Regions from separate parts of the Homo sapiens genome. Here region 1 is linked to region 2. Evidence: read pairs that join two places in POLR2A ChIA-PET (ENCODE). Cell type or tissue: MCF 10A. All regions are shown on one strand. Links, peaks and the distances in the headings refer to the core of each region. The heading gives the core; the rest is flanking DNA. Region 1 has its middle 29 kb from the start of LINC02977. Region 2 has its middle 28 kb from the start of MIR4668.

Region 1 (5,381 bases), core at 96-5,095, 51 kb after region 2:
TGACAACGTAACTAGTCACCCAAGAGTTCCCAAGAGTTCTGATTGAGATATAAAAGGAAATTAATGTCATTTTTATGCCTACTAACACAACATCCATTCTGCAGCCCATGGATCAAGGAGTCATTCTGACTTTCAAATCTTATTATTTAAGAAATACATTTCATAAGGTTGGATCTGTCATACGTTTCATAAGGCCAGACAGTGATTCCTCTGATGGATCTGGGCAAAGTAAATTGAAAAACTTCTGGTAAGGATTCATCATTCTAAATGCCTTTAAGAGCATTTGTGGGCCGGGTGCGGTGGCTCACGCCTGTAATCCCAGCACTTTGGGAGGCTGAGGTGGGTGGATCACCTGAGATCAGGAGTTCGAGACCAGCCTGGCCAACATGGTGAAACCCTGTCTTTACTAAAAATACAAAAATTAGCTGGGCGTGGTGGCAGGCACCTATAATCCCTGCTACTCAGGAGGTTGAGGCAGGAGAATTGCTTGACCTCGGGAGGTGGAGGTTGCAGTGAGCCCAGATTGCTTCATTGCACTCCAGTCTGGGCGACAGGAGTGAAACTCTGTCTCAATTAAGAAAAAAAAAAAAGCTTTTGTGATTCATAGGAAGAGGTCAAAATATCAATATTAACAGGAGTTTGGAAGAAACTGATTCTAACCCTCATGGATGACTTTGAGGGGTTCAATACATTAGTGGGGGGAAGTCACTGCAGATGTGGTGGAAATAACAAGAGAACTAGAATTAGAAGTGGCGCCTGAAGATGTGACTGAATTACTGCAATCTCATGATAAAACGTGAATGAATGAGGAATTGCTTCATATGTATGAGTAAAGAAAGTGGTTTCTTGAGATGAAATTGACATGTGGTGAATTTTCTGTGAACACTGTTGAAATGATAACAAAGGATTTAGAATATTACATAAACTTAGTTGAAGAAGTACTGGCAGGGTTTGCAAGGATTGACTCCATTTTTGAAAGAAGCTCTACTGTTAGTAAAATGCTATTAAACAGCATTGCACGCTACCAAGAAATCTTTCATGAAAGGAAGAATCAACCAATGCAACAAACTTCATTGTTGTCTTAGTTAAGAAATTTTCCCAGCCACCGCAACCTTTAGCAATCCCCACCCTGATGGGTCAGCAGTCAGCAACATTGAGGCAAGACCCCCCTCACCAGCAAAAATATTATGACTTGCTAAATGGCTCAGATGATCATTAGGCTCACATGATCATTAGCATTTTTAGCAATAAGGTATTTTTAAATTAAGATAAGTCCATATTTTAGACATAATGTGATAGCACACTTAATAGACTCCAGTATAGTGTAAACATAACTCATAACTTTTTTTTATTTTAGAGACAGGGTCTTGCTCTGTCACCCAGACTGGAGGGAAATTGTGCAATCGTCTCGCACTGCAGCCTCAAAGTCCAGGGCTCAAGCGATCCTCCGGCCTCAGCCTCCCAAGTAACTAGGACCAGAGGCATGCACCACCACACCCAGCTAATTTTTAAAATTTCATCACCTGGAGGAAATGCCAATGCATAAAAATGACACTTTTTTTTTCTTTTTCATGAGATAGGGGGTCTCACCATATTGTCAGGCTGGTTCTGAACTCCTGACCTCAAGTGATCTTCCCTCCTTGGCCTCCCAAAGTGCTAGAATTACAGATAAGAGACACCACACCCTTGTAAACATAACTTTATATGCACTAAGAAACCAAAAACTTGTATGGCTCACTTTATTGCCATATTTGCCTTATTGGAGTGGTATGGAATTGAACTACAATATCTCTGAGGTATGCCTGTAAATGAATTACCATAATGTGATGTGGGCAACAGAATCCAGGGAAGATTCAGAGGGTGGAGACATCCCATCAAAACTTTCTAATTTGGGAGAAATTGTCCAAGACTCTGAGGAAAACCAGTCATAATATCTGAAAGTAAGTTTATGCCGAAAAATCTTAGGTGGACCTGCAAGTCGAAAAAGCAGGTCAAGACTACTAGGGGCAGAGAGGAGGGAGAATGTTTAAGTTGGGCTCTAATGGTAGGATTTGGACACGCTGAGATTGAGGAGACCTAAGGGTGTTACTTCCATAATGGAACCAGTAAAACAAAAGCCATGATTGTCTAATAGAAAGTCTTTGCCAGGGAGGCTTATGAGATAAAGCATGATAGGAATCAATTTGCAACACAAACCTGAATGTTCCAGAAAGTTCATATGGCTTTACTTACTTTAAATTATGGTAGGCATGACACTGAGCTTCCTTTCTGCTCAGCTAGTGGGAAATTTAATTTCAGAGGTTGAGAGGATTGCCTTCTCTTCCCCACCTCCAAATCCCATGCCCAGTCCCAGAGCTAATGGCCAGGAGTGTTTATGTGAAGCCAAACATTCATGCGGTATGTCTGGTCATTGGTTTACATCAGAGATCCACAAACTTTTTCTGTAGAGAACAGATAGTCAATATTTTAGGCTTTGCAATCCAAGCAGCTCTCTGTCACAACCACTCAACTCTACCATTGTTGCTTAAAAGCAGCCGTAGACAGTAGGAAAATGAATGAACTTGACTGTATCCCAGGAAGACTTTATTTATGGACACTGAAATTTGAATTTCATATAATTGCATGGGTCATAAAATATGATTTTTTTTCCCAAACACTTTAAAATGTCACCATTCTAAGCTCATAGGTTATACAAAAACAGACGACGGCCCAGATTTGACCTATGGGCCAACCCCTTATCTACGAGGTTTCCACCAAGTTGCCTGCTGGCCAAGCTTATAGAGTGAAGTTGGACATCCCTGTTGTTCCCCTGGAAATCTTTGCCAGAGCTGAGAGCCTCCATACCCAGAGTCAGAAAGACCTTTCTAGGCTCAACATGCAGTCATGGCTCCCGGACACCCTGTCATCTTCCTGAGATTCTATGGAGGGTGGGCCACAGAGCCCCATTATTTTAAAAACTGTGCATATCCTTTCCTTCCCTTGGGGAATAATCTTAAGGACTGTGTCTCTCAAAAACACTCTACCACTTCTTCTCCTAGCGCAGCATGCTCAAATCCCTCAGAGTGAAGGAGGAAAAAGTCAGGACGGAAAGTGATGTGCAGGCTTCTTCTTTGGGCCCTGAAAGCTCAAAGTCCTGGCTACCTGCCCTGAAGGCTGAGTAATGTACAAAGAAAACAAAGACAAATAACTCAGTAAATTATCCGGCCTAGGATCAGAGCTTTCTAGCCCCAGAGCAAGCTCAGGCCTCAACATTCTAAGCTTAAGAGGTCAGGCTGTCCCTCCATATTTCAATGGGTACAGGTCTTGAGTTTCCTCAGAAAACCTCTGAAGGGAGGTCACAGTTATGGGGACAAAGAAGGAAAGTGTTGGATTCAGGACACCAGGCTCCACTGAAGGTGACTCATGGTTTTGGCTTGCAAGCAACGTTGCTGATCACTTTGACCAACCACAGGTCCCTGCCAGCTGCACTCCTCTCCAGGAGCACTCCTATTTTTATATGTGTGGTACAAAGAACTCCTACCAGCTAATTTCCACTTCCCCCACAAAAGCCTGTTTTACTTCTGCTTTGAGTAAAAAGCTTTCCTCTTTCTGGTCTCAAAGCACACACTCAACAGTGCCTGTAATTCACAGTCATCTGGTACCCTTGGCTTATCTCAGGCCCCTGTAGTAACAACTGGCTCCAAGCATGTCTCCTACAGCCACAAGCTCCAGTGGGGTAGCCAGGTTCACTGGAAGAGAATGTTCCCTACACAAGGGAATCTGAGACAGAAAAAGTCATCCTCAGAAAGTAGGGACTGGTGGACATGTGAGCCTGGGAAATGAGAACAATTTGTGCTGGGAAGTTGCTCATGTAAAGAGTTCACAGAGCAGGTATCTGCTGCCCAGGCTTAAACTCTCAAGTGGAAAATGGAAACCATCATTCCAGATTGGCTTCTTACCCTGTATCTGTGCATTCATCAACCTTTGACAATAAGGTCATTTCTTAGCCCCACACATAGCATATAGGAAAGATTTATCCAAGCCCTGCTATTATAGATGAATAAATGAAACACATTCAGGAGGTTGCCCATACAGTATTTGCCTCATTTTCCCCACAGCTCTAGAGAAAGGACATTTTATAAGTTCTGTCATTCCACAGAGCTGTACAAAGCCGCCTGGCTTAACTGACTTAATTTCTTTTTTTTTTTTTTTTTAGAGACAGGATCTTGCTCTGTCACCCAGGCTGGAGTGCAATGGTGCAGTCATAACTCACTCCAGCCTGCAGCTCCTGGGCTCCAGCAATCCTTCCACCTTGGCCTTCCAAAGCACTAGGATTACAGGTATGAGCCACCATACCCGGCCTTCACTTTTTTTTTTAACTTGACAAAATGGTTCTTAAGTTCAAGATGGTTAGCATACATCTGCTTTCAAGACAGAAAGAGGGGGAAAAAGAAGGAACAGCCACAGTTGTTCACGGTATCAGCGAAGTAAAAACTTTCCCAGAAACTCCCCTAGTAGACCTCACTTCTGCTTAATTAACTGGAACTGTACTTTCTGTCTGCCCAGAGCAACAAAGGAGATTGGGAACTTGAGTGTTCAGCTTCTTCAGCCCCTAGTGAGGAAGAGGAGAGGGATTTGGATGGTATAGAAGGAGTCAGTCTGAATTCTGCTTCAAATAGCTAAACAATTTTGAAAACTAAAAGCCCAACAGGGAAAACTAGCTCTGCTCTCTATTAAAATTATAAAATTATAGAACTATGGGATATAGTTTCATACAATATCATAAAACTATAAGAATAAAATCAAAGTTGAACACACAGGATTTGGCAGAGATTAATAGGAGAGACAAATTAGCCCAGAAACAGATCCTAATACTCAATATAAGGGTTTTTCTGTTTGTTTTGTTTTGTTTGTTTGTTTGTTTTTTGAGACAGAGCTTCACTCTGTTGCCCAGACTGGAGTGCAGTGGCGTGATCTCGGCTCACTGAAACCTCTGCCTTCTGGGTTCAAGCGATTCTCCCGCCTCAGCCTCCCGACTAGCTGGGATTACAGGTGCCTGCCATCACATCCGGCTAATTTTTGTATTTTTAGTGGAGATAGGGTTTCGCCACATTGGCCAGGTTGGTCTCAAACTCCTAACCTCCAGTGATCCACCCACCTCGGCCTCCCAAAGTGCTGGGATTGCAGGCAGGAGCCACCGCGCCTGACCAATATAAGACTTCTTTAAAAGCCATCACAGATTTCCCAGGAAGAAAACTTCCATTCAATATAATAAACATTGGTGCTATTGTGCTGGAATAATTGGGAAGAGAATATATTCTCACCATATCAACCGTTCTTACCATGACATATATAAAAACTAAATCCATAAAGAATAAAATAAAGGAGAATAATTTTGTACT
Region 2 (5,381 bases), core at 58-5,057:
TGTCTCTACTAAAAATATAAAAATTAGCTGGATGTGGTGGCATATGCCTGTAATCCCAGCTACCTGGGAGGCTGAGTCAGGAAAATCACTTGAACCTGGTAGGTAGAGGTTGCAGTGAGCTGAGATTGTGCCACTGCACTCCAGCCTGAGCAACAGAGTGAGACTCAGTCTTAACAAAAAAAAAAAAAAGGAAGGAAGGAAGAAAAAGAAAGAAAGAAAGAGAGAAAGGAAGGAAGGAAGGAAAGAAGAAAAGAAAGGAAGAAAGGAAGAAAAAAGAAAGAAAGAAAGAAAGAAGAAAGAAAGAAAGAAAGAAAGAAAAGAAAGAAAGAAAGAAAGAAAGAAAATGATGTAGGTAGGTGATATCTCCCCAGTCAAACCTTCCCCTGATTTCTCCAATAAAACGACACAAATACCACCTCACTATATCCCTTACAGATTGCAGTTGAAGAACTCAAGCTATTCACCAACTGTTCTGCTTTCTGATGAATGAGTATGAGAGGATTATGACTGTGTAATATGAGATATTGGGCAAGAAGTGATTAAAAAGCAGTATCTCAAGTTACTCTTGCTGCAGAAGCATGTAACACTGTTGCCCAGGAAATACCAGAGCATTGTGCACATGGAGGAGTCATTTTCAGTTCCGATCTCAAGCAGGAAGGAACTCCTCCAGACAGAGGGGCTTTAAACCTCCTTTTCTTGGCCACCACATATATGAATACAGTCACTAGAGGAGAAAAATCCCAGCAGATTACATGCTCACAGCCCTCGGGTTGGAGATTCAGAGCATTCAGCCTCACTCAGCTATTCTCAGACTCAGCATCCAAACACTGCAGCTTCAGCTTGTGCAGAAAGATGATGCTGAGTAATAAGATCCTATAGAAACAGGCAGACATCCCAGTGCAGGGCATCCTGTGTGAGACCAGGAGACATGGGCTGCCCACAAACAATTAGACCCAACCTGCCCCACTGGTTTAGGGTAATCACTGGCATCATCTGAAGAGGAGCAGGAGTTGGAGATCAGAACCCACTGTGGGTTTTTTGTTTTTTTTTTTTGCTTTTTGAGACAGAATGTCACTCTTGTCGCTCAGGCTGGAGTGCAGTGTCACAATCTTGGCTCACTGTAACCTCTGCTTCCTGGGTTCAAGTGATTCTCCCACCTCAGCCTTCTAAGTAACTGGGATTACAGGCTCCTGCCATCATGCCAGGCTAATTTTTGTATTTTTAGTAGAAACGGGGTTTCACCATGTTGGCCAGGCTGGTCTCCAACTCCTTACCTCAGGTGATCCGCCCGCCTCAGCCTCCCAAAGTGCTGGGATTACAGACGTAAGCCACTGCTCCCGGCCTCACTGTGGGTTTTTTTTAACTAGTGTGTAGTACAGCCCTTTTTCAGTCACTTTCAGCATTTCATTATGATGTCTTTACAAAGTTTTGAGGTTGGTGAATTCCAAGACAATGTTAGAATCTTCTAGAAAAATAAAGATAAGTACCGCCTTTTACCAATTTCTTACCATTGTTTGTGCCACACATTACAACAGCTCTTCATTTAAGGTGGGGGAGGATACGATATTGAGTTGAAACATCATGGCAGTTTCTGTTTTATGTTGGACAAGCCTTCTGTGCATTGTCTTGTCTGTAGTGCCAATTTTTATGGTTCGATGGTGTATTTACAGACATGACAATAATGGTGGTGGTGGGATGGAACAGAATAATGTTGGGTTCTGGAGTGCCTGGATAGCAGGGAAATAATTCAGACAGAAAAATAGCAAGGCCAAAAATAAATTGTGCACTTGAGAGGCTGAAAGAGAATGAGATATGAATCCCTGACTGTAATTGTAGTTGTGTTCACTGTGAGGACAGGTGTTTGCCCTCTGATAATAAGTAGACTTTAATCCTAGGTGTGAGTGCTAGCCACTGTCAACAGGGGTGGCTCCAGATAAATCCAAAGTAATTGCCCAAGACACAACATCAGCCCACAACCAAATTCTCACACTGGAGAGTTACATGACTGGTGGATACAGCTCATTAGGTAATAGTCAAGGCACTGGTTCTTCCCAGTCAACAAACATCCTCTAAATGCTTCAGGAGCCAGCAAGGCAAGCTGTTCCAGCCATGGAGAGGTGTGGCTCTGGTGTGCGGTGACACACTGTGAACACCCAAGCTATGCAGTGCTGATTAGTTGGGTAATGGATGAATGAGTCAAAGATCACGCTTCCCAGTTTGTCAGCTGCTTGGTAGCTCCCAGGGACTGGCTCCAGTCTGTCACTGGCTCCATGCAAGCAAGCAATCCTGGGGCTGATTGTGAGCCACAGAGTCACTGTCAAGACCGGAGTTTCAGTGTAGTAGGTGGAGAGGAAGGATAAAGAACCATCTGACTCGCAACCTTCAGTCTAGAGAGGAGGATTCGGTCAGAGGCTACGTTTTCCTGAGCATCTTCCTTTTCTTCAGGGCATTGTGAATATGTGATGACAGCCCAAGGCAAGAAGCAAAGCAAGAGTCTGATCCCATGCACTAGGTATCCCAAGGCTAGAGGGGGAGGTCTTCAGCCTGAGTCATCAGCTCAGGCAATGTATGAAGTCTTGCCTATAAGACATGACCACCACTGTTGAGACTTGTCACATTGCCAATCAAAAGTTCTGGGATGGGGGGTTGGCAGGTGGCGAGCTTTCCTTCCAATCCCCAGTGTTCCAGGAAGAACAAAGGAATCATATACTCTCAGCTTTAAATCCTGGCTAAATTTCTCAATAATTGAATGACTACAGACAAAGAATTAATATGTGAGTCTCAATTTCTTATCTGTAAATATAATATCCACATTGTAGGGCTGTTCTGAATATTACATTAAATTAGATACATAAAGCTCCCAACACAGTAGCTAGTACAAGTAGAAGCTCCATAAATGACAATTTCTATCTCTGGGACTAGTGAATCTCAGAGTTAGAAAAATGTAAAAAGTCATCCAAGAAAACCTTCCTTCAATTAGCCGGGCATGGTGGCACGTGTCTGTAGTCCCAGCTACTCAGGAGGCTGAGGCAAGAGAATGGCTTGAACCTGGGAGACAGAGGTTGCAGTGAGCCAAGATTGCGTCACTGCACTCCAGCCTGTGCGACAGAGTGAGACTCTGTCTCAAAAAAAACAAACAAACAAGCAAACAAAAAAAACAAACAAAAAAAAAAAAATACAAACCCCAAACCAAACCAAACAAAAAACCCTCCTTCAGAATTTCTGTTGTCAGAATTTCCTATGCCACCTCTAAGACATGGGCCATTCAGCCTCTGTTTTGAATCCATCGAAGGCAAGAGGGATCTTCTTCAGCAGTTCTGAGGGTCTTGCCGAAATTGAGCTGAAACATAATTCTCAGGGGCTTCTACTATTTGAAATAGTGATACCTTGCCATATGCAGGACAAGTGCTTTCAGTTGTACAGACTGCACATTGCTCAGCTGTGGGCGTCTGCTGCTTTTCACGTAGACTACTGTGTAAACAGTGTCCCTGGAGTTGGGCAGTGTGATGGCCCTATCAATGTGATAATCATTCAAATATTTGGGGTCAACCTCACACTCATTTGAGTCTTCTCCAATGAAAACACTCATAATTCCTCTGTCAAGCCTCATCTGGCAAGTTTTGGTTTTCCATCACTCTAGTGACTCTTCTTTGAATGCTCAACTGTGTGACACCTGGATCTGGGCACAATGCATTAATCATCTTCTGGCCAGTTTGGAATAGTGAGATTCACTTTTCACACCTCATGCTGCTATGTTCTCCTACCTCCACCCCACCCTGCATTTTATAATTTGCTTTGTTACTTTAGTTCTCATTTAATCCAAGAACAGGACTTTACATTGGCAAAGATTACTCAAGACTCACAGGACCAAGGGCAGAGTTTTTTTTTTTTTTTTCCAGTCTTAGAAAATTCCCTCCAACTTGACATTGATTCTTTTTTCTTTATTTCTTTTCTTTTCTTTTTGTTTGTTTGTTTTTAAAATTTTCATTGCGCTAGCATGCAGCTAAGATGTCTCTATCTTGACCCCAATTTTATTACGGGAGACTCTGTTTAGTTTTTTGGTCAAGTTATTTATTTCTTCAGCCAACATTCATTGAGCACCTGCTGTGTCTTGGCACTGTACCAGATACTTGCCGTAGATGCCGTGTTGTGGCGGTAAGTGTTTTAACAGCTGACTACCCAGAAGAAAAAAAAACCCTAGTTTGTTTGTAATGTTTGCTGATTTCCATGGCATAACTACTTCCTACCATGGCAGATTTCAAACTACCAAGGTGATGTCATTGAACACAGAGTTGGAAAGAGATGTATATGCATAAACAGCTCTTGTGAGCCAGCATGAGGCGACCCCAGCACACCACTGATAATTTACAGATGAGCCACATAATTCTGCCTTAGGAAAGCTCCATGAGGTTCTTATAATCTGGTGATGCACAGAGTCCATCTCTCCTCTAAATCTACCATGGAGAAACCATGTCAAAGGAGGAAATAACATTTGTCTGACATGATTTGTTCTCAGAGCACCTGTACTGTTTCATAATTGCAAAGGATTCTTTTACGTGCTTGGGAACCATTCCTTTCATATTTCATTTGAAATTATTTTCAGGCCGGGCACGGTGGCTCATGCCTGTCATACCATCACTTTGGGAGGCTGAGGTGGCTGGATCACCTGATGTCAGGAGTTCGAGGCCAGCCTGGCCAACATGGCAAAACCCCTTCTGTACTAAATATACAAAAATTAGCCAGGCGTGGTGGTGGACGCCTGTAATCCCAGCTACTTGGGTGGCTGAGGCAGGAGAATCGCTTGAACCTGGGAGACAGAGGTTGCAGTGAGCCAAGATCATGCCACTGCACCCCAGCCTGGGAGACTGGAAGCAATGTCAATCTCATTCACCTATAGTTTAGGGGATCTACCTTCTCCCTTCAAAAAACTGTACACTGTTTGCCCATTTCTAGTCTTCTAACACTTTGACTATTCTCCATACATCCTCAAAGCTCTCTTTGAGCAACCTGGAAATCTCATTCCTAAATTCTTTCAGTATCTTGCGGCAAATTCTGTTCCAAAACTGGAGCCCAGCACTCATTCACGTGGAGAGTTAATGTACTTCCCTCTTCACCTATCTTGAGCTTTGAGTCTAACCAATGTAGAGTCTTCTCTTTTGGATCCAAAGATCTTTCTACCTGATGAGAAAGACAGAAGGAAAATAAGGATAAGGGTTTTTTTCTTCATGTTTCCATGGCACAAAATCTTTGTTAACTGTAACAGTCAGATGATGGCACCCTGAAGATGTCCATGTCCTGATCTCCTGGTCAGGAGTGATGTGTTATGTGACATGAGAATATGTTATGTTACACAGTGAGAAGGAATTAAGGTTGTACGTGGT

Evidence for each region. Peaks named below come from ENCODE experiments on the same cell type or tissue, not always from the same donor. Only the 100,000 strongest peaks of a DNase experiment are listed, where the experiment ranks them.
Region 1: POLR2A ChIA-PET joins it to region 2 with 18 read pairs; 8 of 35 experiments call an interaction of 5 or more read pairs at or near these places.

Annotation. Positions count from the first base shown.
Region 1 is chr9:112,009,017-112,014,397 of GRCh38, forward strand. No RefSeq gene overlaps it. Among named protein-coding and RNA genes, the nearest start is that of LINC02977, 29 kb to the right of the region's middle. RefSeq lists enhancers at 3,075-3,124, 3,235-3,374, 3,615-3,664, 3,705-3,944. In MCF 10A, for the core only: no CTCF peak of the experiment used is centred there; DNase peaks (open chromatin) are centred at 845, 3,155 and 3,405.
Region 2 is chr9:111,957,641-111,963,021 of GRCh38, forward strand. No RefSeq gene overlaps it. Among named protein-coding and RNA genes, the nearest start is that of MIR4668, 28 kb to the left of the region's middle. In MCF 10A, for the core only: no CTCF peak of the experiment used is centred there; DNase peaks (open chromatin) are centred at 581, 2,081 and 4,131.